7 separate regions of the Homo sapiens genome follow, and regions 1, 2, 3, 4, 5 and 7 are each linked to region 6. A link is a loop called in an ENCODE intact Hi-C map of the cell type or tissue named here. Cell type or tissue: endothelial cell of umbilical vein. All regions are shown on one strand. Each heading gives the region's core, and the rest is flanking DNA. Links, peaks and the distances in the headings are about the cores only. Region 1 overlaps DNM3 (dynamin 3). Region 2 overlaps DNM3 (dynamin 3). Region 3 overlaps DNM3 (dynamin 3). Region 4 overlaps DNM3 (dynamin 3). Region 5 holds the start of DNM3OS (DNM3 opposite strand/antisense RNA). Region 6 overlaps DNM3 (dynamin 3). Region 7 overlaps DNM3 (dynamin 3).

Region 1 (4,480 bases), core at 302-4,301, 67 kb after region 6:
ATGCTGGAGAGCATGTGGAGAAATAGGAACACTTTTACACTGTTGGTGGGACTGTAAACTAGTTCAACCATTGTGGAAGTCAGTGTGGTGATTCCTCAGGGATCTAGAACTAGAAATACCATTTGACCCAGCCATCCCATTACTGGGTATATACCCAAAGGAGTATAAATCATGCTGCTATAAAGACACATGCACACATATGTTTATTGCAGCACTACTCACAATAGCAAAGACTTGGAACCAAGCCAAATGTCCAACAATGATAGACTGGATTAAGAAAATGTGGCACATATACACCATGGAATACTACGCAGCCATAAAAAATGATGAGTTCATGTCCTTTGTAGGGACATGGATGAAATTGGAAATCACCATTCTCAGTAAACTATCGCAAGGACAAAAACCGAAACACCACATGTTCTCACTCATAGATGGGAATTGAACAATGAGAACACATGGACACAGGAAGGGGAACATCACACTCTGGGGACTGTTGTGGGGTGGGGGGATGGGGGAGGGATAGCATTAGGAGATATAGCTAATGCTAAATGACGAGTTAATGGGTGCAGCACACCAGCATGGCACATGTATACATATGTAACTAACCTGAACATTGTGCACAGGTACCCTAAATCTTAAAGTATAATAATAATAAAAAAAAGAAAAAAAAAAAAGAAAATGTGGCACATATACACCATGGAATACTTTGCAGCCATAAAAAAGGATGAGTTCATGTCGTTTGCAGGGACATGGATGAAGCTGGAAACCTTCATTCTCAGCAAACTAACACAACAACAGAAAACCAAACACTGTATGTTCTTACTCATAAGAGGGAGTTGAACAATAATATTTTTATTATTTAAAATCATTGTGTCCATGAAGCTGTAATTCCCAATTAAGTATTACTTCCCTTCTCTTAGGAAACTATCAGTGGGATTTGGGTGTGTGAAGGAGAATTTCCCATCTATTGGCTAAGCAAGCCGAGTTATTTAAAGGGAGATCTGATGCACTCTGGGGGGATAGGCCAGCCTCCATCGGTTAGTCAGGAGTGAGCAGAAAGGCTGTCGGGAGCTGAGAATTCACAAGCCTGCTCTCAGATGCGCGCCTACTGGTAGGAAGTCTGAAACAATGTCCTGGAAAGAAATTTGGTGCAAATCCAGTTTTGCATATTTACTAAGTCTGACACCTCAGAGTTTTTAAAGAGGTTTTATTAGCTGTATATATAAGTGGTCTTCCCCTATCGTGTATTTTTCTTAAGAGATTAAAAATGATGGCAGGAAGTGAATCACCCTGGAACTTCACTATTCCTTCTGAATTCAGGACTGTCCCAGTCATAACTGATGTTTTTAGGTCGGCTTTGCAGATTGAAACCACTTTACAATGAAGTCCTTTTGAAACTTCAGAAATTCCTCTTGGACAAACTCTGAAAGTGAATTTTTCTCTGTGTCAAATAACAGGAGAAAAAGTCTCTGCGTTATTGTAGGAGAAGAAGAGGAATAGCCACAGACCTGCATACATATTTATTAAAGTGCTGATGACCCCTCATATGCATTTTTTCAGCAGTCTAATAATACAAGACTTAAAATGCTTGGTACTTAGCCCCCAACACATAACTTTGTTCTTAGCATTTTCAGCAAAACTTAGAAGAGCTACATGGCCAATTCTGAAGAGTCTTAGTTTTTCTTCAATGAAGTGCTTTCAGGGATCTAAACATAAATTGCTGCCACACAGAGTAGTGAAGGGAATTATAAAGCATTTACATTTCACCATTCATGACTGTTACGCCTCTCTCAGAATAGACAGTTGGGAAATGATTGAATGAAACAAGAAATGGCCAAGCCACACCACGTCCTCCGCTTGTGTGTTTCTTGTATTTAAGGATTAAGGCCTCCTACCCTGTGACATCATTGTTGCCACTACAAACAGAACCATCTGCCATCGAGTGGGGAAGCCAGTCATTCCCTAATGTGCAAAAATACTTGGTTGAACTCCTGAAACTTATTTGGTAGATCAAAAGCTGCACTGCTGTGGAATGCAATAAACTCCATCTGTTTGAAGTATTTTCAGCAATATTGCACTACTTGGGAGAACCAGGGTCCCATTATTCTCTAAAATAAGACTTTTATTCCCGGTAAAATTCCCAGTGGGGATCTTTATTGCCTTATTGAACAGTTGGCATCATTTTTAAAAAGGACTCTTTTTTTCCCTTCATTCGTTCTTATGCCATTATTTATGTCTCAGATAAGCCAGGGTGTTAACGGTTATATCACGGCAACTCACAATGCCAAGAAACTTCTCTTCACTATTTTATCAGTGTCTTTAAATTTATGTTTTCTTTATTAAATATGATGGTCCCTGGATTAGGCATTTCCCTAGAGTCACGAATTGGCATTGTTTTCCAGAAAACACACTCTCCTGGGATCATTACCTTTCCGCTCTCCAGAAAATATCTGTATATATTATTTCCCCCTTCACATCCTCAACTTAAAACTAAATGCCAAATCTACAGCCAGACCTGTGACTCCGCCCTGTTCTAGGTCTCCACAGATGCACACACTTTACTCACAGCTCTCTTCCACCCTGTGTCTCAGCGAGAAATTCCTTCTGGGCCCCTTGTGAGAAGAGTTCAGATCTGTTCCCGGCCCATATCCCATCACGTCTCCCCCACAGGATCTGACCTTGTGAGGACTTGGGCTGCCCCGGGAGTAATGAATCACCGTCTTATTTTTTTAGGCCATATGTGAGTTAAATTGTTTGATATAAATCATACTCTTGCAGCTCAGGGTTGAAACAGGAGAGCCATTTGCCCTGCCGCCTGCTGCTGGCGGTTCTGTGTCTTTACCCAGAGTGTCGCTTTTAGAAATGACTACATTTTTGTGACTAACCTTTCCAGACCCATTTCTTGAGTGTGGACTCATGTTTGTTTTGGCAGCATCCCCACTATACAGTCCTTGCTTCCCATGCCAACCTAAGGCAAAACTCATAATTTACAAAATAAAGGAATGGTCCAGATGGAGGTCGTAACTTGGTCTGCTTACCCTGTCTCCCTAGAACCACCCACTCCTTTCCTCTGCTCTCTTTTCCTTCTTTTTTTTTTTTTCCACCTTCTTTGAAACCAAGGATGCAGTGTTTGTTTAAAAATGCACTGGCTGATGAAATTTTCCACTGCTTGGCATGTTGGAGGAGGAGCTGTCAGGAAAGGGCAAGCCGGCACACAAAATGCTCTGCCTTTCACGCTAACAGTTCACTTATTACTGATTCAAACCAATTCTTTCTGGCCACGTTCCCATACCCCAGGTATTCCAAATAGAAAGAAAGGGGGCAACTGTTCTAAGTTTCTGCTGTTATAAATGTATGATTTCATGTAACCTATGTGGATTCTTTGACTTGTCCATGAGCTCTGGATGCTGTATGTGTATGTATGAGATGTCAGTGAATAGTTAAATCATTTGTTTTGATTTCACTCTAGCAAGAAAAACCTCATTTTATTTTTTTTAATATCCAGAGAAAGTAGAAGAAAAAACCCTCATAATTTTAAAATAAATTTCTGTTTAACATATTTCTCTTTCTTTTCCTTGCGGCTACATGCATAGGGGAACAACAAAGTAAGTTATTTGTCCTCTTGCAGCTCTTCTGTCCCCCCAGCCCCTGCTCCGCTCCTGCATGTCTTGACAAGAGTGTTCCTGTGCATGCTGGAATGACTGTCATCTGTTACAGTGCACGAATTATATGGGGTGTGCAAATTTGGGGGAAAATGTGCATTTGCACTACCATAATGGCTGTTCCGTTTTGACTTTTGGGAAGGGAAACATTCTATCCTTCAGGGTCTAATGGCTAGTTCAGAGAGGTTGACATTATAAGGAAAGAGCTCCCACACTAAAAGAAAAGATTTTGAAGATTTAATAATGAGGACCCTTCTGCAGAAGGGGTACAGCAATAGGATGGAATTCAGTGCAGCTGAAGTTTTTGACTAAAAATCAAACCTCTTATGTTAATGTGCAGTTACAAAAACCCCAAACTGGAGTCTTAAATAGCAGTATGGCTGGCTTTGTTGACGAAACTGAACTAGATCAGTGTTCTGGCTTTGAAGGTGCCTTAAAATGGATGGAGGAGGGTGGGGTCAACATTTCACTTGGCTTCTGTGCCCTTGATGTCTTCCAGCTGGATGGAAGCAGAAGGGTGTGGGGAATGCAGGGGGTGGCCAAAATGTGTATGATAGCTTTGTGAAACCAGGCAACACACAGGAATGGTGGAAATTATTTTAATGTTGTTGTTATAATAGATCAATGAGCAATTTAATAGTTCATGGGGTTGCTAGTTTGTTTAAATTTTAATTCAACTTTTCCAAAAGATTAGAACTATTTCTCACTTATATTAGAAATGTAATAGTAATGTAGTTTGAGAAGATGGTCTTACGTTTAGTTGGGCGATTTGTTTTCTTATTTTTTCTATGGAGATACATTAGTGCTTCACCCTACCA
Region 2 (4,480 bases), core at 114-4,113, 74 kb before region 6:
CAAAGTTTGTTACTCCCACTAGTATTTAACTGGTATTAAATTCAAGATTATATTTTCATAATGTTGTTTGGAAACCAAAAGAAAATAATTGGTATGAACGTGCTTTGAAAAGTTAAAGGATTATATAAGTATTAATTATAATTATCATTAAAGTGATTTAATAGAAGTATTATTCTACTAAAATAAAATAAGAACTGCTAAATTCAAGATGTCATTGAGAAGAGGGGAGAAGTTTTTTTTGCTATGGTTTATTTCAGCTTCTGTATAACTTACATGGACTTTCTAAGAAAAATGTATACAGGCAATATTTATAAATATGTGTGTATATTTTAATGATGCTATGCCGGATCATTTCTGCTTGGATTATTTGTGGCCTTATTTAATTCTGGACTTATTTTCCAGCATAGTTTTGGGAATACAGATTCAATAATTTTTAGATATAACCAATAAGTACTGGGTGACTACTCTGTAAAAGCACTTCTTCATATCTCACATTTTAATCTTCACAATAGCTTCATCAGAGCAGGTGTTATTACTTTTTTATGTATTAAAAAACTAAGGCTCTGAGAGGTTAATTAGATTTTCGCCCATGGCGTACATAGCAGGGATTAGACGACTAGAACCCTACCATTAGTAGATAATAAGCTCAGGTGGTGAAAATCAATTAGCTTCAGTAAAGCCTAATTGTATCTGTAAATATGTTACAAATATCATACCGTGTCTCTGAGTTCTGAGTCAAATTTGCAGTGTTTTTGAAGCAGCATTGCCTTCTGTTACCTGGCTGCTCTTGTATAGTTTAGCATGAATGCATGGCAGTTTGCCCTGTAGGAACAAATCTAGTCTATGTGGATATACTATCATGATTCAGTTAGGTCTCAAGATCAGTAAATTAATTTATGTAAAGAATAAGATACTATGTATTTCGGTTTTTCAATACAGAACCATGAGTAGGAGAGTTTGTATGTTTACTGCATGCTAACCAACACTTGTTTGTTCTTTATGGTTTACCAATTTCACTCGTTAGATCCTGACTTTTACCCTGTATCGTAGATAGGGCTGAGATTATGCACCTCATTTTACTCACAAGGAAACTAAAGCCAAAGAACAGTGTGTGATTTTCTCAGTAGCCTTCAAATATATTGGCCTAGAAAATATTCTGATAGATAAATAGTCTAAGGACAAGTGGATTCATTGTAATATCTGCAATGCATTTTATTTCTTATATAATTAAGAGCTTACTGCTAGAATACAGTGTGATTTAGGTAAAACTTCTCAACATATAGCATACTTGAGGGAAAACAGAAGATCATAAAAAGTTTCCTTCTTTTATTGCAGGAATAGCATATGATTTATTTGAAGCCTAATTATTTTCCAGAGGAATGCTCTACATGTTTCCAATAGCTGTTTTGTGTTTCTGTAGAGGGTTAGAGGAGAAGCTGCCAGTTTCCTCCCAATACTGATGTTGCAAATCTCAGAACTTTAATCTGGAACACTCTCCTCTGTTATGTATATGTATGAAAATTTGCCCTACCTATTACCTTACTTTGGCATGTGGCATTTACTTGTGAAAAATGTCACAATATCTAATAGTTTATTTCCTACTCATGGATATAAGGCAAAATAACATTAAACAAGAATAAATATCTGTTTACCAACATTTAAATGATAGTTCTTTTGTTGTCAACTGGCAAGTACGGAGCACTTACCAAGTGCCGCCACTCCGCTGGGCTCTGGGGAACACAGCTCTTCCTTAGCTGAGCTCATAATCTGGACTGTGAGGCCTACACATCAGGGCAGAAAGCTTCTAGTTTCACTTTTCATATAGTAATTTTGAAAGCATAAGAGGCTTTGCAAAACATCTTTTAAAATAAAGATGCTTCTCCACCATCTCTAAGATAAGTTGGTTCTTTTTGGCAAAGGTGATTTTAATTGTTAGTACATTTCCAAGACAAGAAATGCAATCTGTTGACACGCCCTTCAAAATAATCAGATGAAAACAAGGAACACAAATATGTCCAGCCCTGAACTCTTCATTTTTCCTCTTGATGAATCCTTTCTTATGCTTTAAAACACTTGAGTTTACACACACACACACACACACACACACACACACACACACATATTTCTGGTAGGCGTGGAGATATATATCTATATATATCTTGCTATTAGGGCAATTCCCTGAAAGATTACACTACCTTCTTTATGCATAACGTCAATGCCTGATATTAAACAGAAACGAACTATGTGACTATGCTTTCCTTTTTAAATATGTGAACGTATTTCTCTACAGAGTTGTTTTGTAGCCGTATTGCTACTAAACTGGTGCCCAGCTCCAGGCCTGCAGACTGCTGACACACAATTAATCTCACAAATTTATGAATGCCAAAGCATGGAGCAAAATGAAAACAACTGGGGGAATGTTTAAGGGAAATAATTGGACTGTATCCAGATGTGCATGTGTAAAACATCACCACTTAACTCCTCCCCCATATCCTGTCTGAAGACAGGGTTTTTTTTTTTTTTTTTGAAAATAAACTGGGGTTATTTGAAAGAAGTTGTGGTCTCTGACTAAAACTGAATAAGCAAGGCCAGGCTGGCCATAATTCTGTGTGTTCTTGTATTTTTGTTTCTTAATTAACTCATTAGGTGCTGATGAATCAATCTGCCTCATGTCTGTTTTTGGTGGGTGTTGCCACAACTTTATGAACTCTATTTAAAGATAATATGTAAGGGGTTTCAAGACTGATAGTCGATTTCTTTGAGTTTTTGGTTATAACGAACTGGAACTTTTTACTATTAGAAATAGGCAACATTATTGTAGTGTGAAGGTCATCAAGCTGGGACGTGAAGTCTGGTCAAGAGGAAAAAAATGTGACAACATTTTATAGTTTTTTTTTTTTTAACAGTCTGTCCAAGATCAGTTAGGGGAAACAAACAAACAAAAAAACGATTTCTCTAAGATGCTTAACTCACTAGATAAAGCATAAAAATGGAGATAATAATGTTGAGTTTGTGTGCATGAAATTAATTTAGGATCTGGCATCACTGGGATATGAGAAGCTAGAGGACAGGGTGCTCTGAAGAAATATTTTGCAGGTTGATGTCTAACCATCATTACATACCTTAAATGGTACTAGAGATGAAGTAATAAAACACACTTTTTCCCTCAAATGCAAATATTTCCTCAAAAACAAGATAACCAAGTCCAGCAATAAATCCAACTCATTTCAATAAAATGTTCTCCACAGACTTGCTTTTCTCCTACTCTGTTTAAGGACAAAAATAAAGATGAAATGAATTGCAATGAACCTGCTCAGAGGTACTCACTAAAGTGGAGCATAGAGAGGCCTTCTGCTCTGCATGCCCCTCCCTCTATCTGCATTGTCCTCAGAGACTGCCTGAAAATTCAAATTCTGGGCCTCATTAGGCACAGAGTCCTAAGATTGTGTTTCTGTTTTTATTCAAAGAGAGAAAACAAAAGTAGAAAAAGTTGAATACCCAATCTTTTATACCATTGCAGGAAGGCTTAAGGACCCCAATCGTCAGTTTTCCTGCAATTGGTGACTTCAATATGAGAATAGTATCAGCACTTTATTTTGAGAGTAAGTATTGATAATGTAGTATCATTCCAATTGTGCAGGTAATTATTTAAAGTCCAATTTTAATAATCATGACAACTGAGTATAGTTTCTATCAAAAAAAATTTCTTAGTTCCTTTACCAAGAACTGGTAAAAAGGCAACTTTTTAACTAAAGGGAGCTAGGTACAGAAAGGCACTGTCCTGTCCCAGACGCCAAAAGTTTAGTGGGAAGTGATGGCCATAGAGAGGGAAAGGGGATGAGAAGATCACTGGTTTCAGTATTAATACAGATATGCACATACAGCACCATCTCTAGATCATGCCTGTTATTCTCCATATCGTCTCCACATACTACCCAATAGAGATATATTTTATTTAGCCAGTTTTGGTTTCAAACACAAATAATTTCTGGGAAAGTTCAATATATTGGTTTCACACACTTTATGGATATAATATCATGATGTTGAAAATATTCTATATTATACAAAGTTTTTTTAACACAAATTAAATTTTGATGTCATAAGTGAAGACTTGGCAAATAAATACTAAGAATTATCTGTGTACCAGTATAAGGAAAATACAGTGATTCTGGGTTTCAAAACCCAAATACACTGAAACATTGTGGAGTTTTTAAAGTAAGGAATGTGCTTGGTCTGGCAGATGATAAAACATGTTAGTTGCTTAAAATTATTGCCAATTATTTTGGTAAATACATTCAAACTTTTTTAAATTTTTTTATTTTTTGTGATAGGGTCTCACCCTGTCACCCAGGCTGGAGTGCAGTGATGCAATCATGGCTTACTGCAGCCTCCACCTCCTGGGCCCAAGCAATGCTCCCACCTCAGCCTCCTGAGTAGCTAGGACTACAGGGTTGCACCACCATGCCCAGCTAATTTTTTT
Region 3 (4,480 bases), core at 340-4,339, 100 kb after region 6:
TCCAAGTTACACTTTGCTAAACATACTGAAAATTTGACGGGGTTTTAAATTTGTAATGAAAGAGCCATAGACTCCTCAGAATTTTTTTTTTAATTGTGTTGATCTTGCACATTCTATTATGATTCCAGGTCATTACCTAAGCAAGGATTTCCAATTTAGGCTGAGCTGGGAAAGACATTATTATATTAAAGTTTATGGTTATGAAAACTGTACCCCCACAACACTGGAAGTACAGGACCTTTGTTTCTCTCCACCCACATGCTGGTGACTTTTTACCACTAGGAGAGTTATGTACTCACTGTGACTCACAGAAAAAGATAAGGTTACTTTATACTATCTCTCAATAAATGGAGCCAAGGATCCTTGGAGAAATTCCAGGACTGGGGCAGAGAAAGTACAAGATGAGCCTGGAATGTCTCATGATGCTAGAAAGTAAGGAAGTGCTCAAAACCTTATGGGGATATATGTGAAAAAGATACAAGAGGCAAATTACAGGAGGCTCCCAATGACTAAATCTGGGACAATTTCAGAAATAAAATAATGACAGTAATGGATTATAATCCATAGAATAAAATAAGAATCCATACTTACATAAATAAACAGTTGAATGAGTAATTATATGAAGGAGAAGGGAAAGCTGTTCCTCATAATTAATTAATTTAGAAGAGAAGATCAAAATTTAAAAATCACCATTTGCAAAACATCACAGTAATAGTTTCTCTTAAGAATCATCAATGGATGTTAAAATGAGTAGGTAAAAGTATGATGAGAAACAGGATATTCACATAGCCTCAAATATCACCCGCAAGATACTTATTAATTTCAAAGGAGAAAAAATAGAAACTTTACAGTGGAGAAACCTGGAAGACACCATCTTAACCAAATGATCAAAGTTAACATCACTAGTAATGAGACAGATCGACATCACATGTCTCCTGATGTAATGCACTGAGAAAGACACACCATTTATGTGGCGTGTTTTTGCTAAAAATGCACAACCTGAAATTAATAACGAGGAAACATCAAATTGAAGGACACTGTACAAAATAACTGGTCAATACTGTACAAAATTATTAGGGTCATAAAAGATGAAAAAAGACTGAGGTATTGCTCCAAATTAAAGGAGACTAAAGAGGCATAACTAAATGTAATACATGATTGAGGATTAGATCCTGGGTCATAGTATTACAATGTCAATTTCCTTATCTTGATCATTGTTGTGTAGTTTTGTAAGATACTAACATTCGAAGAATCTGGGTGAAGGATGTACAGGAATTCTTTGTATTAATTTTCAACCTTTTAATAAGACAAATTATTTCAAGATGAAAATTATTTTACAAATCAAAGATAGTGTTAATGATAGCTTCCTTAGACCTCTCCATCCTCCCATATTCTAAGAAAGGCCATTTATATGTTACCTCCAGTTCTGTCCACAGACATCAATGCATGGCTTCAGGAAAAGTGGGCCAAGTGCAATGCTGAACAGGAAGGAAACAGTTTGAGTCTGAAGCACAAGGTTCCTACTGTGCTGAATCAGTGTGGTAGAGGCTATTAAAATGCCATCTTTTCCTACCTCCCACTCCTCTCCTTCTTCTGCCTTCATACCCTACATCCCAGACCGCTTTTAATCCTATTGGGAGGGTATACAGAGAGAAATAAAGAAAAAATAATAATGAATGGCTGTGTTCTTTGGCACATGAATAGCAGTTTCCCTTTCGGGACTTCAAGAATAAAAAATGAGAGGCTTTAAATCTTGCTAACTTGTGCAAGAATGTGCGCGTGTGTATATGTGTGTGTGCGTAGGTAAAAATGTAAATGACCACTATGGAAAGAACAATGCTAGCTTTTAAAATCTACTAAAGTAAAAGAAATAATTATTCCTGAATAAGGTATGTCAAACACCAGTGGGAAGAAAGAAGAGCGGGTTATTTTGTTTAGAGCTGGATGAATTAGGAAAATCCCTTTTTACAGCTAACTCAGAGATGAGCTGTTGTTGCCAAGATGTGGTTTATCAAACATCTAGGCTATCTCACAGGATGTGAGTTGGTTTAGCTTTGTAAAATAGCTCTATTTTTATTTTAGCCAAATCTCTACAAGACTCTCAGTCAGCTCCCTCCCCCACCAGAATGAAACAGCAACAACAGCAGTGAAACCTGACTGAAACAGCAGAGTAAATGTTGGCCAGAAGCCTGCTGTGATCCAGCCTGGCTTTTAGAAGGAGTCTCTCTCAGTTTGATTCATTGCTTCTCACAAGCCAGCTCCAGACTGCTTTTCTTGAGATAAAATAAGTTGTAGAAGTATAAAGGGAATGTTGCCACTGGTAATTCTTTTTACTTAAGATAATAAAAAGCACATAAAATTTCCATGCTCATATTTGACTCCTTTCCGGGTCTCCCTTCCTGATTCTAACACACTGTGGAAATGGTGCAAGGAAAAAAAAGCCACAGACAGAGTAGTCGGTATGATTTCAGACCACATGACTCATTACTTGTGCTTCTTTCTGGAGCAGTCTGTTTTCTGTGAGCTGGCTTCACTCTGGTTAATCACTTAGCATGGTGAGATTTCACCTGGTTGCCCCTCTGGTGGCTCAGACGGGGCCTGGGGCATCACTGAATTTATACTGAAAATCAGATGGGCATCTGAACAACTCCCACAAAACACACACACACACACACACACACACACACACACACATTTAATCAGCATCAAGTAGTGCAGTTTCCTTTCTAAGTGATGGGAGCTGCTGGCTGTTGTTTTTGGCTTGAGGCCGCATAGACCAGCCAGCCGTTGTGTAAGCATGGTCTGTCTGAATTGCTTTGGGGCTGTCTTCTTAGAAATCTTCTTGCTGTTCATTATTTTGCCAGCAAGCCATAACTATTACTTTTTTTTTAGATTCCTCAATCTATGTTTTCTCTACTGTAAGATAGTAAAATGTAGAGAATCAGGGAGCCCTATAAATCTTGAAGATTTTTTTTGTCTTAATTTCTTTAATTTGAGATTGGCATTTAAAACCATTGTAGAACTTGTGAACTTGCTAAGTTTAAACTACAATTTGGAGTAGGGAGTAATAACCAAACTGTTCTTCTCATGTTGTTTTAAAAGCTTCTGGTGTATATGCCTTTTTATTTTTTACTCATCATACAGTCTATTCAGAAAAATAAAAAAAAAAAAACCTTAAGTAGCTCTTGGCAGAAGGTCAAAACCAGCATTTCAGGGAAGGTATTTAAAAGTCTTTTAAGTGTGGGCTATTTGTATAAGCAATATCTGCACGTTTCTTATGACTGGGAAGGACTATTTTCACAGTCTTTCATGGAAATATTTCTAGACAATTTTCTGCGGCTCTTTTCCCTGAGCTCATTTATTTGCTTTTGCTTCAGAACACAGCATTTTAATGAGCAGTTTTATGAGCCTAACCTGCGTTCTGCAAGCTCCACATGACTGGATTCCTGTTGCACATAACCTTTGCCCTATTTTCCATTAAAACACAAGACTTTCCTATAATCAACTGTATACTATGACCTTGGAGGAAAAAAATGCAACAGATAGTTTAGTCTACTATTTAGTCTACTTTAGCACACTAAAATTGATTTTTTTAAAAAAATTAGTTGTTTCCTTATAATTTTTAAAAGTGTACATATTAGTATTTTCATCACAAATTTATTTTGTAAGATGCCTAATTCAATATTACCATATCCCTCTGGGTAAATAACTCATTTAGCTATCTTTATAATCCACTGAGGGATGTACAAAGGTAAGATGAACCCCAAATCAATTTGGAATTATGAACATTCAAAACAAAATAAAATGCAAAGTTTTCTATCTCCACTTGGTCTTACATATAATAATAGGTGTCAGGAAGTTCCTTCTTATAGCAAAGCTAAATCATCATCTGATGCATTTTGACTCCTCTTTGTGCTTTAATTCAAATGTAAAACAACTATTTTTCACTTTATAGATAGTATCCTACTATTTTTATATAGAATAACTTTCTCTTGTATACCCTGAGACATCCAAATTTGTTTACTTTTACTTCCAGTATTTTAATCCGTTTTCTTAATATCTGCTAAATATTCAAGCTCTCCCTTTCATTTGAGCAGTAGAGCCTCAGGCAAAATGCAGAGCCCCTGCAAGGGTCTAACAAGTGCTAAGAACAATGGAGCTATTGTTGTGTAACACACCCAGCTCCCCTCTGGATCATGCATTCCAGCCATGTTTGCCTTTTAAAACTACACTATGGATTTAAGGTAGTCTGCGGTTGCTTGTAACACCTTTGCTCTTTTTCTGCCCTGCTTACTTTAGCCAATCTGTCCTCATCTTATAATTCTGTTTACATTTTCTTCTTAGGACAAGGAAGGCACTCTTTAAAACAGAGTGCAGTAAGTTTAGGGCAAATGAAAGGAAATCTACTTCACATAGCAGGTTATAAACTTGTGGAACTCATTAGTCCCAAAAGGTGGGACTGGCAGGAAATGTAAATGAA
Region 4 (4,480 bases), core at 344-4,343, 140 kb after region 6:
AACTTCATGTGAGGCAAATTCCACCTTAATTATTGCCCTTTGGGGTGGAAAAATTAAGGAAACATTAGTAAATGTGTTAAACAGAAAAACCACTGCAGTAATTTCCCGCCAAATACCTGGGTCTAAAGTCAAAATAAAATCTGTGCTCTGCGTATGATTTGTATGAAAGCAGACTTATAGTTTTAGCTCTAACAATAGTACCACTTAGGACTAAGATGAATGGACCAGAAAAACCCCTGTGACTCATCAGTAGACTGTGATTAGCTTACTTAAGTGTTCTACAGTTCAGTTCGGGAATCTTTAATGAAGGATATTGATATAATTGCTTGATTCATTTTAATATTTCAAACACTCTAAATTACTCCATCACTATCTTAATAATTAATGCATGAAAACTCATACTTACATTGAAAATTCATTTTAAAGCACAATATCTTTGAATAAACCCATTGAAATAGTGTTTCTGGTGTTTGCTTAAAACTTTGGTGTATAACTGATTACATCTTATAGATTTCATTTTTTTTTTCCTGGTATTTTCCTCTTCTAACTTAGGACCTTTTTGCCATATGTGGCTATTTGATGTATATTGTTCAGTCACGATCTTCTAGGTGACTGAAAAACGCATGGAGTTACTCATGCCAATAATTATTGCTACTGAATTGTTCCAAAGTCTCCCTTCCTGCAGAAAAATAAGTTTCAGTAAAATATTCTAGAGGATTACAAGTTATCTTTGCAGTTCATAAATACTTTCATAGGCTCCATTGATATTCACAGTTTTCAGTTAGAATGTTATTTTTATTGCAAAGTTTGCATTTATATTTCTTTTCTGTGGATTGCTTACCACTTATTAAAATTAAAATGCATTTTAAGGTGAAACATTATGTACCTAGAATACTGAAGGTAGCACTGACCATTGTCTTTAGCTCAGAAAGCAATGTTGAATTGGAAAAGCAAGATTTGAGAATATTCCTCTTTACTGCATTGTCATTGCACTCTAGTCCTTCTGATTTCCCTTGTTTCTCAGATGATCCCTACGCCCAATTATACAGAACAGTCTTCCTCTAGTTACTTATATCAAACACTTGCCTGCTAGCTGTGTTTGGCAGGCCAGCAGGATGAGGTAATAATCAGAAGAAAATGTTCTGGTTTATTGGCCTCATCCACGTACAACATTATTCAAAATAGTTCTCTGTGGGTGAGAACAGAGTTGCTTTGAGATCCCCTGGTCTAATGTTCTGTAGTAGTGAGGAGGAACAAAACTGTAAACTTTTTTGATCTCTTCTAGAATAATGGTAAGGTAAATGATATCTGCTTGGCCCATCCTTTCAGTAATGTTTACAGGCAGTTAGATGTATGTGAAAATGAGAGCCTTTCATTTATAAACATTTTGGCTTTACTCTTTCCAAGTCCAGCCATCTTCTTACGTACAGCCTCCATGGTCAGTACAGCAGTGTTTTCCTAAAAGCATATTTTGTGAACAATTTCTCCAGGATGATGGTAGTTTTTGTAAGACAGATGCCTAAAAGACATATGGTTTTCATAGATTTTCCGTCTAGACTAGCTTTATTTAGTGACTTTTGGTCTGAATTGGTCTAGTTAAAGTTTCTGTAGGAGCTTGTATAAAAATTTAAAATGTGGGTGTACCATTAAGGTGTAAAACAAAAGTTTGACTTCTTGTTGGCAAGAGATTAAAACGGATTGGTTGAAAATTTCCTTCATGTTAAGTAATTCTGATCATCTTATATGCCTACTCATCCATTCCACCCCTACAACACTGTCCAAAATGGAAAGGCTTACCCTAAAAATCCCATAACTGTTAAATTCATATACTCCTCACTGTTCCTGAGTAAATTCTTTGTGTTCCAGTTTATGTGTGTATGTTAGAAAGCCCTAATTCTTTCTGCAGACTCTTTACATGGCCCAGGGGACATATTATTCTTTACCCTTTTAGCACCAATTTTTACAAACACAGCATTTCTCTCATTTAAAAAAAGCGTCTGACAAGCCGCTGAGTAGAAGCGACTGAACCTTTAGGAGTTTCATAGTGCCTTCAACCAACAATGAAAATTCTGTTTTTCAAGGCGTTTCAAATTCTTGAGCCAGTGTCAAAGACTCATTTAGAAACAATATGACATGTTCAGAGGAAAAGAATTACATCTAGTCTTGCCCAGAAATCATCCTTTTGCTCCCTCTTTTGTAAGAGCTAATACTGCAGACCAGTCCCATCTTAACTGCATCAGAAAGAGGAGGCTCGTGGAAGGGAGGAAATGTGGGCCGTTCTGTCTCCACGAGTGTCATTGCTTGGCTTCCTTGGCTTCTCACGAAGCATTTAATTGGACTTAGTCACATATTTGTTCACTGACATGGCAGCCTGCAAAGCACAATGCCTCTCTGTTTTTCTCTGTTTGCTTTAAAAAATTTTGTTTTTAAAATTTGAGCTCTAAAGCATGTTAGAGCTCCTCCTGCTGGATTTAAAAAAAAATAACTGGGACGATTAATAAATGGTAATTCTTTTTCTTCATATTTACCACCTGGGCTAATAGAAGTGACAGAAGCCTATCATGTGGTGCACTTAAAACTGACCTTTTAATTCATCAGGTATGAAGGTCAGGCAGAAAGAAAATGTTGGTGCTACACAACTCATCTCTCAGTCTTCAAATTCCTCATGCTCTTTTTTTTTGCTGTTGTTAAAAAAAAAAAAAGGAAAAGGAAAGGTTATTTTTCTGTGAGTATTTCTAGTTACATAGTTACCCCAAGTCACATCCCCATGCTTGAAAGGTTCTTGCTCCCTCTCAGAAAGGGACAAAAAGTCTTTTCTATCTTCCCAAAGCAGAAATGAATTGTGCAGTCATACAGAGATTCGAAGTGTTGCCTTTTTCCTCCCTATCCTTTCTTCTTTTTCCTTCTTCCTCCTGATTTCCTCCTCCTTCTCAGAAGCGGACACTTGCCTCGCCCAGTAGCTAGTTCTCAGCACCTCCTTTCTGCCTCCTCCTTCCCCTAAATGGTGGCAGTTGGCCTCTCCCTCTCCTGGTGCCTGAAGTGGGAGTGACGAGAAGGGTCAGAAAAAGGTTTACCCCATTCACCATCAGTGGGAGTAGGTTTCTACAGCACATAAGTTTCTGGAGGTCTCTTTAGGAATAAGAGAGAAAGGAGGGGGGATAGAAGGGAGATAGGAAGAAAGGAGGGAAGGAGGGAAGGGGCAGGAAAGGAGGGAAGGAGGGAAGGGGCAGGACAGGAGAAAAGGAGGAAAGGAAGGAGCAAAGGAAAAAAAATCACTTGTAAATCTCTGTAAAACCACTTCCTTTCTCTGCATGCTTTCTCACACTGTATCCCTCTTGCCTTCTGCTTCTCTGCGTTTCTTTTAGCTCTTTCCTCCCCCAAGTTTATAATCTCAATGATATAGTACAAAGGCCAAAATACTTAAAAGTTAATCTCGGAAAGTAATGCTTTTTAGAAATCATATTTTAATACAACTAAAAATCCTTCATGTTACCTGTTTCATGACTTTATTAGGACTTGGGACAAAACAAGTCATTTGGTATTTGTGATAAAGAATAAGACAACCCTTGATTTCTCAAACTTCAGTACTTTCTGGCTTTCTTTCCTTTGCACATACCTTTCCTATTCCTGGAATGCTAGTCCCCTTAACTTTCCGTACTTTCTGGAAGTCCTTCCAACCTCCTAGCCTCCTTCCAACTCTAAGCTAGGACTCCAGATGTTTCTGAAACTCCTGAAGCAAAAATTTTAGCATAATCCTACTGTGGTCATAGTTAACTTGTCTCTCTCCATCTCAACAAGAAACTTCTTCAGGGCAGTGACTCTTTATTTCTGTATCTCTACCTCTTAACACAGTACCTAGTACATAAGTAGGGCTTACTGAGGGGATGAAGGAATATAAAATGAATTGACTTGCAAGCCTCAATCAAAATTTATTTTGAAACTAGCCCGATACTTATTTTAAAAACCAACTTAAACACACTTTCTTGTTCTATTCTATTGAAAAGCTTGCCTGAGTGAATGTTGTAAAATTCTTTTTACAGATCATAAACTGAGGAGAGTTAATGTGGGTAAATCATCCTTTAAGCTGCTTTTTTGCCACAACCACAGAAGTGGGTATATTAGGCACCATGCCTATGGGTGAAATCCAAGTCAGATATGTAGGACAATGTAAAGAAAGTGTGACAAAGCAGATTATATTACCATTTATGTCACAGGCTAATTTATACAGGATATTACCTGTTTGTATCATCAAAAAATTGTGAACTATTTTTCTCCCTATGTTCTGATTTCAAATTCCATGAATTGATTCATATTTTCCCAATGACATACATTATAAAATCATGGGTTCATTTTCACAGGGGAAAGAAATGCTGGCTCTAATACACTGCAAGAATCATATTAGAGAATTCCTTAAATCCTTTAAGTGGGCTCCAAGTTCTGTGTTCTTTCCAGCATCTACTGTAAACTATTCTTGGATAGT
Region 5 (4,480 bases), core at 282-4,281, 110 kb before region 6:
AAATGTAAGAAAAGAATTGTCTTCTAAGTCTTCTGTAGTGAAATTAAACCAAAGCAACTCCAGGAAACTGGCTGTCACGCTAAGTCAAAAAATTCAAAATGAAGATTTAATTATTTTTCCTAATTTACTTCGTTATCTCTAACTATTAAAACTGATAAAAATTATTTGTAAGAGACCTTTGAAAATGAGTAAATATTTATTTCTACTTAATTTACAGAACATGAAAGTAAGAAGGGATTTGAAGTAAGAAAGTTTCTATCTTAACTCAGGAATTTCCTGTCTCAGGTTAAAGCCTGACCTTCTAGTTATTTTAAGCCAGGATTTCTGAGTGATGGTCTCTTAGTTATTATTTTGACGTTATTGTGATGGGTGGGCTATTCTCCTTAGAGCAGAGTAAAGTGCATTGTTTATAAAGAGCAGATCCCTTACAGAGTAAGTGAAAGCTTTGGCGTCTCTTTACCGAGCATGGATGCTTGTGGATGAGTGAATTTTTTCACATTACCAAGTTGTACTTTTTATATCTTATAACAGCTTAAGACTTCAACCAAAAAAGTGGGGAGAATTCTTTCGTTAGGATTTTTATGCCTAAACTGTTTCCCACAGAGTGAAATACATGGGTGGTCTGTAGGCGAGAGGTGGGGGTAGATAGTATATTTTGGTCTTTTACAAACATAAACATATTATCTGGGCCGAAAGCCCGAATGCCAAGCAGGAAGGATATTAAGCCTATTGACTAACTACAGGAAAGTGATCAGTGTGAAACTTTGTCCTATAGTAAACAGTCTTTCTTTGATTTTGAGATCTGTGGCCTAAAAGAAAAATGAGTTTGAAAATTTAAGTCCACCGTTTTAGATTGATCCTTTTCCAGTTAAGAAATTGTGGTGTTGAAGCTAAGGCTCTGAACTTCCTTTCTCTTAGATGGTGGAAAAGTCCTTTTAACCCAGTACCTAGTCCAATTTATCAATCATTCACATGCTAAAATGAAAAATAATTATGAAATTTCTATGAAGTGTAGTTTGGACAGACCCTGAAACAATTTTCTCTTCATGACCACATATAATGTTTAATTTTAATACTTACACTTATTACATCCAGGGGTAGTTTTAGTTGAAGATGCTCACTGTTGGTTAGTTTCCTCTGGAATAGATTCCATGATCCCTAAAATATTTGTATATCTCCTTATAAAGTAATATGAAAATAAAATTAAACATTTTTCTAATTTACCTGGATATAGATATGGCTATAATGTATATAAATGTGGGCGTGTGTACCAGCGCATAAACTACAATCCTGCCTTCATTCAGCAGAGCTTTATAAAATGAGCTTTTACCTTTGATCTTTAATTTAGCCCATATAATTGAAAAATAAGTACTATTCGTTTTCATTTGTTAAAACTTTGCCTCGAAAATAAGTCGCTAGAGCCACATCAAGCATGTGCAGGAACTCCTTGGTTATCCTTTTACAAAGTAATTCTTATATTTCTACTCCTGTACTTATGCCAGAGGCACCCTTATGTCCCTTCTATCTCCAGACTAAAAGTCATCCTGAGGGAGAAAATAGGTGAGGGACCCATAGGGATTCATTTCTTTGAAACAAAAAGACCGTTTAACATGAAGAAAGAAATTGAAATTAAATATACATTAAATGAAAGCAAATTTTGAAATGTAATCATTTCTAGAGTAAAAAAAAAAAAAAAACCCAGAAAATTTGAGAAAAACATTACCAAAGTACCTTGTTAGCTATTTTTCCTCTTCAGTAATTGTATCAATTAGAAAAAATATATTTCTTGAAAAAATGAGCTCCTCTAAGTTACTTTTTTTAGTTTTCTTATGTAAAAGAAACTATATAGATTTTTAACATCTCATTTGTTCTACTAAAAATAATTAATATGGAACTCTCCAAGTCACAATAGAAAATGAAAGGATAACTTTACTATATCATCTAAGTGAAAGTAGCTAAATTTCTCCTTGCTGTTTATATTTTAACTAATAATCATGAATATATGAGAATACTTAATGTTTTCTTTATACACATTTTGGGGTGATCAGAAGGGTAATTTTTAAAGTAAGTTGTTTTGACAAAAGAAAACTTAGGGAATCTTTTATAATAAAATATTTTGCTAAAGAGAACTTGAGTCAATTTTTGAATTGTTGCAAAATGTATAACTTAGAAAAGAATTTGTTCAGGAACCACTGTAACTTTAAAGGAGGACAAAAGAGATTATGTTTATTTTTCACAAACCCTGTAGAAGAGATGTTTTCATTATATAGAATTGTTTCGGAATAGAAATTAATGGGGGTTAAGAAAATTAGGGATGAGGCAATAACATTTTTCCAGAACTTTCTTTAAGGGGCCGACCTCTAAAGTTCAGCACAGATCACATTGCAATCCAGACTTGCTCTATTATTTTCTCTATTAGGATTTCATTCAGCTTGAGGGTTTTCTTCCCTCCCACCTTCCTCCCCCTCTCCCACCCTCTTTCACCTCCAGGACAGCTGGAAACTGACCAAAGAAAACTTCTGCCTTCGTTTACAAATTCCTTTTTTATCAGTGGGTTTCTAGACAAAGTGCCTTATTTTAAATGCTCAGAGAAGTGGAAGCATTGTAAGCTATAGGCAAGAGGGCTCAGCTGAGCAGCAATTATTAACCACTCTTTGATTTAAAAAAAATGTAAAACAGATATTTACAGGGGTATCTAAAGATAGAGGTTTTTATTCCCTGATTTACTCAGTTGCTGACTCAATAAGTTGTGGGTCGGTGCTCTTCTCTGGGCAAATCCCATCTGCATTGTCTGGTAGGCAAGACTTGGCAGGTTCTTCTTTTATTGTTAGGTACTATTATTCCTGTTGTTTATATTACAGAAGGAAATCTTCAGAAAAGCACTATCCATATAGCATTTAAAAACCAGCAAGTATTCTTTACTTTGGGGAAAAATGACTTCAGTCCTGGGATGTTAAAAGTTATACATACAGCCTTCATCCATATAAGTTTTTAAATCTTTGAATTATTATTAAACAATTCAAAAGTAGCCTCATTAAACTATTCTTAAGTGTCTGGAATGAGTTTTTTCATATTTCATTTTGAAGTGGGAAAACCTTTAAGAAAACACTTGAATTATCAATCTTCAGAAATAAAAAAAAAAAAAACAGTAAATCGCTATATACCACACACTTTTGCTCTTTTAAAATTAAATACATCTCTACCCATCACACATGTACCTCTGTTTCCCTTGCATGTTAACACAAATCATGGGCTCCCCACCTAGGTTCCCTTGGTCACAGACCAGGTGAGCAGTCAAGAAGGCCTTACCCGCTGGTCTTCCCTTCGGCAGTCTTTTCTCAGCAGTGTCCCCGAGGGCTTCTTGGTCCCTAGTGTGCAAAACCTGTGAAGAAAAACACTGGATATGAGATTCAAAAAAGGAGCAAACAAATGTCTTCTCCTTGGAAACAGCCCATTTTGTCCCCAGCGGTCCATGGCGTTGCTCTCCCTTGCCCAGTCTAACCAATGTGCAGACTACTGTACAACGGCATTGTCCTGAACAGGTAGTCTGAACACTGGGGCGACGGAGCAGGATCTCCAGAAGCTTCCTTCTATGTACTTAAAATCCTCTCCCGGTCCTCAGGAAAAGCCTCCCTTCCTGCACCAGGGGTTGCATTCAGCTTTCCCCCCTGAATTCTGCTGCGCTGACTGAGACACACTCAAGGGCTGTGATTTCCAGTCTTGACGTGGCACATTTGCTGCAGACTGGGGAACTGGCAATGAATTTAGGACCAGGAAAAGGGGGAGGGCTGGGCTGGAGAGTCCATATATGGGATGATGTCACCCTGGGGAGGTTTGGGTATGCGCTGTGCCGCTGGAGAGACCGCTAGAATCGCCTGCTCTCAGACATGGGTCTGTGCATAAAATGGTACCAGATGTTTTAGTGTAACGTTAAGCAGTCATTTCATCTTCAGGCCAGATTTTTTTCCTCAACTGGGCAGGAAGTGGGCCCCAGTATGGAAAAGCTGTAAAAAAAAAAGAGTCAAGATGTACAGTTCGGCTGTGGCCAACTGAAAGTGAGTTAGTGTAGAAGTACAAATTTACTGTCTGACCCAGGCTAGAGAAGTAATTTGAAGATAGAGGGTAGATGAAATAGTAAACAGAAAGTTGAACACTGGAAGGCAGAGCTCATTTGGAAACCTTTTTGAGCTTTCCTGTGGCACTTTATTTTCTGGTATTTCACTCGTCAAAAAGGGCAGATAAGTTTCTGTCTGTCTGTCTGTCTGTCTGTCTCTCTCTCTCTCTCTCTCTCCCCCTCTTCCCCTCTCCCTCCCTCTCTCTCCCTCCCTCCCTCCTTCCCTCCCGCTCTCTCTCTCTTTCTCTCCTTCTCTCTCTCCCTCCTTCTCCTGTCTGTTGAATCTGTCAGCAGCTTGCAGGCTGCTCTAGACTTGAACAGTAATTATAGCAACTTCCTGAAAGTGAAGCCCCCATGAAAAGTCTG
Region 6 (4,480 bases), core at 163-4,162:
ATTTTATGGAATAATTCTTTTTCAGAATTCATATTTTATTCTAGACCCAAATGAGCAAGTACTTTTTATGCTTTATCATAGTTTATGGGGGGTATTTCATACTGGGGTCCTGTGCTTCCACTCCCCTGCCAACACTGGCTATCAAAACTGCTTAGGCTGCAAATAAAACAAGAAATGAAATCCATCTGGCATTTCTCATTGAATTAGGACCAGAACATTTTTGTTAAATATTAACAGATGGCTAAAGTCTTAATATCAAACTAACATTTAAAAACATCTAAAAGGACCCACATGAGGGGGAAAGGACGGAGGACCATGTGTTTTCTTCATCTCAGAGCCCTTCCTGTACACCATTCCCCCCGCCATTTTTCCAACCACATGTTGAGAATCACTGGGGCCTCCTATCTCTAATAACTTTTATTCCTTAATAGCTGGTATCAAAATGGCATGTGATGATATTATCAAGATAGTGTAATCAAGTGTTAGCCAACTCAGGTGATGTGTTGCCATTGGCATGCCTCAAGATCTTTTATTAAAGTCAATTTTCTGTCTCTCCTCTCCTCTCCTCTCCTCTCCTCTCCTCTCCTCTCCTCTCCTCTCCTCTCCCTCTTTTCTTTCTCTCTCTTATAATAGGAAAAAGAAAAGAAGTACATGCTTCCCTTGGACAACCTGAAAGTTCGGGATGTGGAAAAGAGCTTTATGTCTAGCAAGCACATCTTTGCACTCTTTAATACAGAGCAAAGGTAAGAAATTGAAACAGTTCCTGTCTTCAGATTTTTTTCCTTGAAGTTCTACATGATTCAGAGATCATATTTGAAAATAGTTCCTTTGGTCACACCTTGAAATTTGTCTGCTCTTCAGTTTTCCTTTCATTTATTTTGTATTTTTAAATTCCACCATGGGTTATGGCTTCAAAATATAAAAACTCAGACTAAAAAAGATCTTCAAGTGTTAACTAATTATTTCTTGCTTTTCCACCTGGCATGAAAATAATTCTTCATCCATTTTTTTTTTCTTTTTGAGACGGGATCTCACTTTGTCATCCAGACCGGAATACAGTGCTATGATTATGATTCACTGCAGCCTCGAACTCCTGGGCTCAAGCAATACTCCTACCTCAGCCCTCTAGAGTAGCTGGGACTACTGCGTGCATGCCACTGTGTCTGGATAATGTTTTAAAAATTGTTTTGTATGCAGTTGACCTCAAACTACCTGGGTGCAAGAGATTCTCCTGCCTTGGCCTCCCAAAGTGCTGGGATTACAGGCATGAGCCACTGCACCCAGTCTGTCTGTTCTTAAAGCTACATTTTGTTACCTTAAAGTCTTTCTTGTCCCAATATATTGTTTACATACTTACAAACTACTCTATGATAATTTTTAAAGTATCTGTCTAACATGAATGGATATCACTTAAGCTCTTCTTGAAGAGCGGACAAATTTCATATACTATGACTAAATTCAGGGAATAGAATTATTCAGTTATGGCAAATAAAAATGTATAGTATTTTACAGTTTTTCAAAGTGCTCTCTACATTCATTGTCATTGGTTTTTGTAACAATTGCCTTTGAGATCAAAAGGATACAGTTACAAATAAGAAAGCGTAGGCTCAGGGATGCTAACTCACTTTCTTAAGGTCATAAAACTGGTGCATGGGGGAGCTGGAACTTGTATTAGGACTTCCTCTAAGTACACTTTTCCTTCCACTCATTTTCCATTGTGTGCTTATTTTGTTCTGCTGTTCATGTGCAGTATCAAAACTGTATTTTGAGCTGACCATCACAGAGTGCCATGATCTTCACTGAAACTTAGCAGTAAAGTTAAATAAGCAAATGGAGAGGTAAGAGAGGATGGACTAGAGAAGTATAAAAGGGGTACAACTAGGAAAGGATAATAAAGGAGAGTTTTTCCAAATGAAAATGTTATAGGAAAAAGCTAATTAAAATTTGTGTGAGTCAGTTATTAACACAGTAAGTCATTAGGTAACAGAATCTAATTTTAACCCATTTTTTGAGGCTGCCTTTTATCTTTATTTAGCAATGAATGAAGTTACTTGATTAGGTTCAATGACTGGCCCAGGGTCAATCACACAGTAAATTAAAATAGCAAAAGAAGACGTCTTCCTACATTCCCAGTCAGTTGCTCAGAGTGACTCATAATACAAAAATACTTAGTAAAACCACAAAGCAAGCCATTTAAAGAATCGACAGGAAAGAAAATTAAGTACAACTAACTCCCCTACCAAATATTCAAATGGGATTTTTGAAGACAGTATTATTTGAGAGCAGCTTATGAAAACACACTGAAAATAATAAAGAATAAAAAGGTTTTCTAGAGAGAATAGTAGTGAGTCTGCCACACTGCAGCCAAGCTCAGTACTAGTTTACATGCCTTCATCAGAGCAGCAGAGACTCAGGAGATTCTAAAGCAATCATCAGAGGTGTGCTCAGCCTTCTTGCCTAGATGCAGAGTGGAACAGGTGACTGCCAAACAGGAAGTCAAACAAAATTGAATCCATGGTCAACCTGAAAAGTTCAGGTTATAAAAAAGCTGGGTGTAAGGTAAAAACAAGGCTATGGTAGACTATCATTTTTCATAAAATACAACTGTGGATTTTAAAGACAGCAAAAGTCACCGAAATAAGGAAACTGTGGACTTTGAAAAATCTAGATATTTTGGGATCTTGGAGTTCTAAAAAGGTATTGAATTCTGCTGCCACTTCTCAGTGACCTCAGTGAGTATATAGATGTACCCACATTGGCCATTGTCTTCTCCTTTGAAATGCTGATTCCTTTAAATCATTTTTGTGCTGGCAAGGACCTCCAGTGCAATGTTGACCACAAGCTGGAATCCTTGTCTTATTTCTCATTTTAAGGCTAATTTAAGGATGATTTTAAAAATTGTATAGTGAAATACCTTTTGATAGATGTCTGATATCAGGTGAAGATTTCTTGTGTTTCTAGTTACTAAGGTTTCTGTTTTCATTTTTAAATCATGCTTAGGAGTTGAATTTTATCAACCTCTCCACCTGGAAGATTGTATGATTCTTCTTCTTTAATCTGTTCATGTGGTGAAATATACTAATAGACCTTCTGATGTTAAACCATCCTTTGTCTCCTGGGATTAAATTTAGTTAGGTCACAATGTGCTATTCTTTATTATGAGTTCTTGGTTTAAGTTTGCTAGTATTTTAGCAAATGCTAAAATGAGTTAGATTGGCCCATAAATTTCCTTTTTATATTATTTCTGCCTGGTTTTAATATCAAGGTTCTGTTAGCTTCATAAATTGAGGTGAGAATAAGTCCTTATTGTTCTTTGGAACCCTTCATAAAAGGTAGGGATTAACTATTAGCTGACTGTTTGGTGGAAGTAACCTGTAAAATCATCTGGCCCTAGGAAGTATTTTTGGTAAGTAGGCTTTTAACTAGTGATTGAATATATTTAATGATTTCAGATTTATTTAGGTTTTCTGTTTGTTCCATGGATCCATTTGAATAATTGTATTTTTTCTAGAACATTGTCCATTCTGTTTTGCTTTAAATATATTGCACCAACTATTTCTTAATATTTTATTTTTCTAAGTCTCTGTTGTATCTGAAATTTGACTGATTTTTATTTCTAATATTAATCCTTATCTTTTTTTATGATCACTCTTGCTAGAGTTTTGTGTCTTTTCAGAGAACCAGTTTGTGGCACTTTTGAACATCTATTGTGTATATTTTTTCTATTCCAATAATTTCTGTTCTCTTAATTATTTCCTTCCTTGTATTTTCTTGTGTTTACATTTTAGGTCTTTTCAAACTTCTTAATTTAGATGTGTAGCTCATTAATTTTTATCCTTTCCTTTTCTTATATATCTGCATATAAATCTATAGATTTCTCGCCAGGTAGTGTTTAGCTGCTTACTACAATTTTTGAAATTTAACAATTTTATTACCATTCAGTTCTGTTTCCTATTCTTCATCATGTTTTTTTTTTTTTGAGCTATTTAAAAGTGTGTTTTACATTTTAGAATGCAGGGAATCTTATTGTTTTGTATCATTGATTTCTAACTTAATTGTATTGTGACCAAATAATATGGTCTAGTACATGATGTTAATAAATATTTCACATATACGTGAGAAGAATGTACATTTACTAGCTTGGAAGTGTAGGTTCCATGAGAGCTGATTGGATTATGCTTGTTAATTGTATTTTGCAATGTCTATAGTCATTATCTTTTCTTCATCTCAAATAATTCCAACATTCAGCAAGTATATATTAGGCAGCTGTTATGTGCCAGATACTGTTCTATGCTTAAAATACACCTGTGAATCAAATAGACAAAGACAATTAAACATTTTAGATACTATCTAGAAAGGGGAACAGGCGGGGAGACAAATAAAAACTCACAAAGAATCTTATTTTATCACATGAGCATTAAAAAGGTCGCTTTGTGATTGTGAGCTTGAATAAGCCTGCCAATTTTTGCTTGAGGCCAAT
Region 7 (4,480 bases), core at 222-4,221, 250 kb before region 6:
ACTGCTTAGGAATGTGAGGAAGCCCAGTAACAGCTAGATTGCTCCCAACCTAAAGACGTCAAAGACAGAGCACCCATATTTCTTTGTCCCTCTGGCTTGTCAGTTTTCCCCAGTTCTCACAGGCTGTATTGGACTTCAAACTTAAAATGCTGCTCTCTGAGGAGCCAGGAAGATGCTGAGAAGCTGCATCCATTCAGTCACTTGTATTCTTAGCTCCTGATTCCTTTCCATCCACTGCTGGAAGATTCAGTAGTAAACAGAAAGAAAACAACCTTGAACTCGGTCCAAATCATCCTCACCTCCAATCTTTGTATCAAAACTAGACTTTTATGTTTCACCCAATGGAGATAAGGGTGGAGAACTGACCATTGGATCTGGCACTTGAAGGTCACTGGTGACCTTGATAAGAAGGGTTTGGTAGGAAAGTCTCCTTAGAGAGGGTTCAAGGAAAACTTGGCTGTGAGGAAGTGAAGACAGGAATTATAGACAGCTCTTCAAGGCCCACTGTAGAGGGAAACAGAAAAATGAAACACTAACAATAGTAGTGTAAGATGAAAAGAATGTTTCTGAAAGATGGGAGATATTATAACTTGTTTGTGTTTTGATGGAAATGATGTAGAAGAGAAATTAAATTGGTGATGGAGGATAGAGATGAGATAAATGCAGGAGAATGGGATAAAGGCAGGAAAAATGAGTGAGAAATGTCCTTGATTTAGGAGAATGAGGATGGGATACAGGGCACCTGTGAGAGTCCTGGCCATAGATTGAAGAGAATTGGATTATTTTTCCATTTTAATCATAGGAAAGGAAGAGGACATGGAGACAGATGAAGTTAGTTGATAAATTGATTAGTGGGGAGATAGCTTTTGATCGTATTGAGTTTATTTATGATGGCTGAATATCTGCCTATCCTGGTAAGTTCTAATGATTGTATAATAAAGACATTATGTTTACACTGCTGCTCAAGGTGCCTAGCAGTGTCACTGACATCTGCTTGTTTTATAGATATTGCTATACCCTGGCTGAACCGTTCACCCTTGAGAGACATTCACATTTCCTGTATGGAAAGCAGAGGAGTTAGTGGTGGTGTTGATTGATTACTTGATCATGAGTTCATTACCCATGAAGACTATAACTGTGCCTTTTATCTTCTGAGCACAGCAGTATTTTAGCATTACCCATCCAGTTTGTCATCTACAATAGAGGGCTGTTCAAAGGCCTCGCTAGGGAGGCAAATGTGTCTGGAAATCCCTTTCACGGTGATTTATTTCACAGCAAATGAATTTCATTTCTAAATCTAGCATGACCAGAGGTCTTCCTAGAGTATAAAACCATCCCAAGAGGAATGTGAGACCTCTGGCTGGGAAAGAGGGCACCATCTTCTCTTGAGATGAAATTCGTGAATTGGGCCAGAATTAACTACTCAGCTGGTGGCAGACTTTTAAATTCATCTTATGGGGGTGTGTCCCTACATACCTCCTTCAGCGTTTGCTTTTTGATATCTCCCTCTTAAATCTGGAAAATGTTAAAAATCCATGGGTGATGTAAACTGATATTCATTGACCTTTGGCAACATTTAGCAGATATCCAATCTGCTGTCTGGTCATAGAGATGGTGGAGGTGCTGCTTAGTTGAGCAGAAGCTTCAAACATCCAGGCATTGTCAACACTCAGAATATAAAGAATATGTTTATAAACTGCAAAAATAAAAACAATTCATGGAGGAAACCTATTTTCCAGGTACTATATCTGTCTCTGCACCTGTTCTTCACCCCAATTAGATTTCCATTTTACCTTAAAATTCTTTGCTTATTTGACCAATTTAACAAATGTAATAGATGCTAATTAATTGCATTGAGCGCCCAAATGCTACTTGATATTTATTGAATCAGTTAATATGTATGAAAAAATCAGATTAAAAAATGACTTCATATGTAGCTTATAGAAGCCATGTTTTGACTTCTTCAGGAATATGTTTTTGAGCTTTTTATAATATGGTTGAGACCCATAAACTCAATTATAAAATAGAAACAAAGACTAAACCTGAAGGGTTTGGAGTCTTTGAAAAATTTGTTTTACAAGTTCTATCCAATTCATTGTTCTTTTAAATTGAGAATTTACTATGCATTGGGCTTGAACAAGACAAACGCTAAGTCATGTTATAATTCAGCTTGTTTGCAAAGAGTAGATCATTTATCTGCATGTTGAGAAATGGGCTTGCCCAAGTATAGAGGAACACTTTCATTTTAAGCTTTAAAAAAGTAAATTGAGTCTTATTTAGATTTGAAAATATGACAACAAACACATTAGCTTTATAGGCTTAAAAAAGCTTTTTATGAAAGTATATATTCTTTGATATGCTGATTTAATTGGGAAAATGATATGATTATAAAATTTACTGTGAAAAAAAGGAAGAATATTTTTAGGACTTGAATGTGAATGTGTGAGTGTAAAATTTGGATTTTTAAAAAGTAAGAACAAAAGAAAAATGTGAAGGCACAATGATAAAGTGAATGTGCTGTTAAAATAGAGCTTGTTATTATCATCAATGTAAAAGGCCTCAACGTGGATTTCTAATGCGTTCATTCCTTTTTTGCCACTGGGGGTCACTGTAAAGACGCTGCTTGAAGAAGTTAAAAATTTCCCTGATGCTCTTTGTGGAGTTTGAATGTAGAAATTTAATGTAGAAAAGAAACACTGTTCATGAAAAAGACTTAAAAAAGTAAGAAGATAATAAATATATTCTCTCTTTTTCTGAATTTAATTGCCAATTAGTAACATGAATCTTCATTTTTTTCAGAAATTCTCTTTATATTAATATATGGATGTTGCATTGCTATTCAAGGTAAAAGTGTTTAATAATGATGACTTTAGTGTTACAGAATAATTGTGCTCTTATGTCTTTCTTATTTCAAAGACATTAAAACACAATTAATAGTTTCCTATGCAATTACATCTTACTCCTGGATTCTGATGTGACCATGAGTTTCTAACATTTCCATTAATGTAATAGCTCTTTTAAAAGTTGTTATAAAAACATATTCTACAAGCCATCCCCAGAATATATAATTAAACTAGATTCATACAGTTATTTTGTTGGCAGTGTAAATAAAATATGACAATGAAAAAAAGCGAAATTCTTCTAAAGTTCTGTAAGAACTCCATTTTTCATTGCTGAGTTTTAGGATCTTCCCCTCCCTCCTCTCCTGCCCCCTCCCCTTCCTCTTTTTCCTCTATTTCTTCCCCCTCCCCTTCTTGCTCTCCAACATTTCTTGAGTGGCTGCCAGGTACCTTGAATACAAGAAAAACTATTTTTTTCCATTGAGATAAGAGTGAAGTAAGGAAGTGTACATGAGGCCTATATGTAGATATCTGGAGAGGTATTTGAATAATTTATTGCCTATTGACATAGATTTTTTCACTGTAAGTGGGGAGCAAGGCTATCAGCTGAGGAAGAACTGGGGTGGGGGTGAGGTAAGGATGATAAGAGAGAAGGGGGTTGTGTAAGACATTTGGGGAGAAATGTATTTTGACCAGCTGCTGTGGAGAAATATGGAAGGAGAAAGTGGGCAGCACTGGGGGACTCTATTGAGGCCATAGTGCATCTGCACCAAGCTTAGTGGTTGTGTAATTCCCAAAACCACTCAGCAGCTGGGAGGTTGAAGAGGCAAATACTTGGGTTGCTTTTAGATCAGGATTTTGCAGGGAGGGTTGAATGGAAGATAAAAGTGGGCAAAAGAGTTGAGGATATTGGCAAAATAATAATTGGAAAGACAGACTGTGAAATACTTGGAAGAAAGTGAAATAAAAAAGAATCTGTATGTTTTGAGGAAGATGAAATGGTTTCAGGGATGGGCTTCTGGACAAGATTGAAGAATAGCAATGTGTTCCTATAAAGAGAAGAAAGAAAAATGGGAGAATAGGAGTTTGTGGTTAAAGAGATGTATATTAGAGTTTATGATTTACAGCTGGAACAAGTCCAGGTTATAAATGTCCAGGATGTGGTCATGGGAGGAAATTGCTAAAATGGCCTGCAGTTGAAAAATTATTGAATAGAAGCAGGCAAGGAACTCAATAGCCAGCGGACTGGATACATCGTCCTCATGCACATTGCTGCTGCTTGGATAATGGCGGAACTAAGGGGAGTGAGGACTAACATGATGATGCTAAAACCTTCAAAAAATGTGTGTGTGTGTTTGTGTTGAAAATGGGTGTTGTAGACATTTGGTAGAAGACAGCAACAAGGGGGAATAGAAGCTGCTTTACCCAGACGATGTCAGGTTCCAAAGCAATGTTTTAATGTGAAGGTGGAAGATTTGGGTTTGGAGAAGCACCAAGGAGTAAGAAAAATTCTTTAATCTCTACTCTTTTCCTCTAACCCTGGGCTCTGTGGAGCATGGGAGAATATACAGTCTCTACCTGAAAGGCATAAAAAAGAGAACTCAGTTTAAATAAAGGCAAGGAAGTGAGAGCTATTGTTT

Evidence for each region. A loop is a pair of places that touch in the nucleus more often than their neighbours do. Peaks named below come from ENCODE experiments on the same cell type or tissue, not always from the same donor. Only the 100,000 strongest peaks of a DNase experiment are listed, where the experiment ranks them.
Region 1: it touches region 6 in a loop (8-fold over the local background); 6 of 110 quality-filtered maps call a loop at or near these places.
Region 2: a loop joins it to region 6, with 5 times the contacts of the local background. A loop is called at or near these places in 3 of 110 quality-filtered maps.
Region 3: it touches region 6 in a loop (13-fold over the local background); 5 of 110 quality-filtered maps call a loop at or near these places.
Region 4: a loop joins it to region 6, with 9 times the contacts of the local background. A loop is called at or near these places in 11 of 110 quality-filtered maps.
Region 5: it touches region 6 in a loop (6-fold over the local background); 5 of 110 quality-filtered maps call a loop at or near these places.
Region 7: it touches region 6 in a loop (5-fold over the local background); 4 of 110 quality-filtered maps call a loop at or near these places.

The regions. Positions count from the first base shown.
Region 1 is chr1:172,319,736-172,324,215 of GRCh38, forward strand. DNM3 (dynamin 3) reads left to right here. Exons shown (of 21, transcript NM_015569.5): 17 at 3,594-3,605. Among named protein-coding and RNA genes, the nearest start is that of C1orf105, 99 kb to the right of the region's middle. In endothelial cell of umbilical vein, for the core only: no CTCF peak of the experiment used is centred there; DNase peaks (open chromatin) are centred at 1,196, 1,806 and 2,736; H3K4me3 peaks cover 180 bases; H3K27ac peaks cover 3,385 bases.
Region 2 is chr1:172,179,295-172,183,774 of GRCh38, forward strand. The region is part of intron 14 of DNM3 (dynamin 3); the gene reads left to right. Among named protein-coding and RNA genes, the nearest start is that of DNM3OS, 37 kb to the left of the region's middle. RefSeq lists an enhancer at 1,852-1,901. In endothelial cell of umbilical vein, for the core only: no CTCF peak of the experiment used is centred there; DNase peaks (open chromatin) are centred at 1,797 and 2,397; H3K27ac peaks cover 1,323 bases.
Region 3 is chr1:172,356,469-172,360,948 of GRCh38, forward strand. The region is part of intron 17 of DNM3 (dynamin 3); the gene reads left to right. Among named protein-coding and RNA genes, the nearest start is that of C1orf105, 62 kb to the right of the region's middle. RefSeq lists enhancers at 2,346-2,425, 3,906-4,480. In endothelial cell of umbilical vein, for the core only: no CTCF peak of the experiment used is centred there; DNase peaks (open chromatin) are centred at 2,183, 2,493, 2,733, 3,263 and 2 weaker places; H3K27ac peaks cover 3,505 bases.
Region 4 is chr1:172,397,236-172,401,715 of GRCh38, forward strand. The region is part of intron 20 of DNM3 (dynamin 3); the gene reads left to right. LOC102724528 (a long non-coding RNA gene) reads right to left here. Exons shown (of 3, transcript XR_001738294.3): 2 at 2,584-2,681. Among named protein-coding and RNA genes, the nearest start is that of C1orf105, 21 kb to the right of the region's middle. In endothelial cell of umbilical vein, for the core only: a CTCF peak has its summit at 2,461 (motif pointing left); a DNase peak (open chromatin) is centred at 2,316; H3K27ac peaks cover 617 bases.
Region 5 is chr1:172,141,056-172,145,535 of GRCh38, forward strand. The region is part of intron 14 of DNM3 (dynamin 3); the gene reads left to right. DNM3OS (DNM3 opposite strand/antisense RNA) reads right to left here and starts at 3,780. Exons shown (of 4, transcript NR_103486.1): 1 at 3,599-3,780; 2 at 3,310-3,382; 3 at 1,081-1,158. It overlaps MIR199A2 (microRNA 199a-2), which reads right to left and starts at 3,589; the gene lies at 3,480-3,589. In endothelial cell of umbilical vein, for the core only: no CTCF peak of the experiment used is centred there; DNase peaks (open chromatin) are centred at 746, 2,516, 2,776, 3,686 and 2 weaker places; H3K4me3 peaks cover 2,556 bases; H3K27ac peaks cover 4,000 bases.
Region 6 is chr1:172,252,940-172,257,419 of GRCh38, forward strand. DNM3 (dynamin 3) reads left to right here. Exons shown (of 21, transcript NM_015569.5): 15 at 634-743. Among named protein-coding and RNA genes, the nearest start is that of DNM3OS, 110 kb to the left of the region's middle. In endothelial cell of umbilical vein, for the core only: no CTCF peak of the experiment used is centred there; a DNase peak (open chromatin) is centred at 2,152; H3K27ac peaks cover 1,885 bases.
Region 7 is chr1:172,000,336-172,004,815 of GRCh38, forward strand. The region is part of intron 4 of DNM3 (dynamin 3); the gene reads left to right. Among named protein-coding and RNA genes, the nearest start is that of MIR3120, 140 kb to the right of the region's middle. In endothelial cell of umbilical vein, for the core only: a CTCF peak has its summit at 2,590 (motif pointing right); a DNase peak (open chromatin) is centred at 2,606.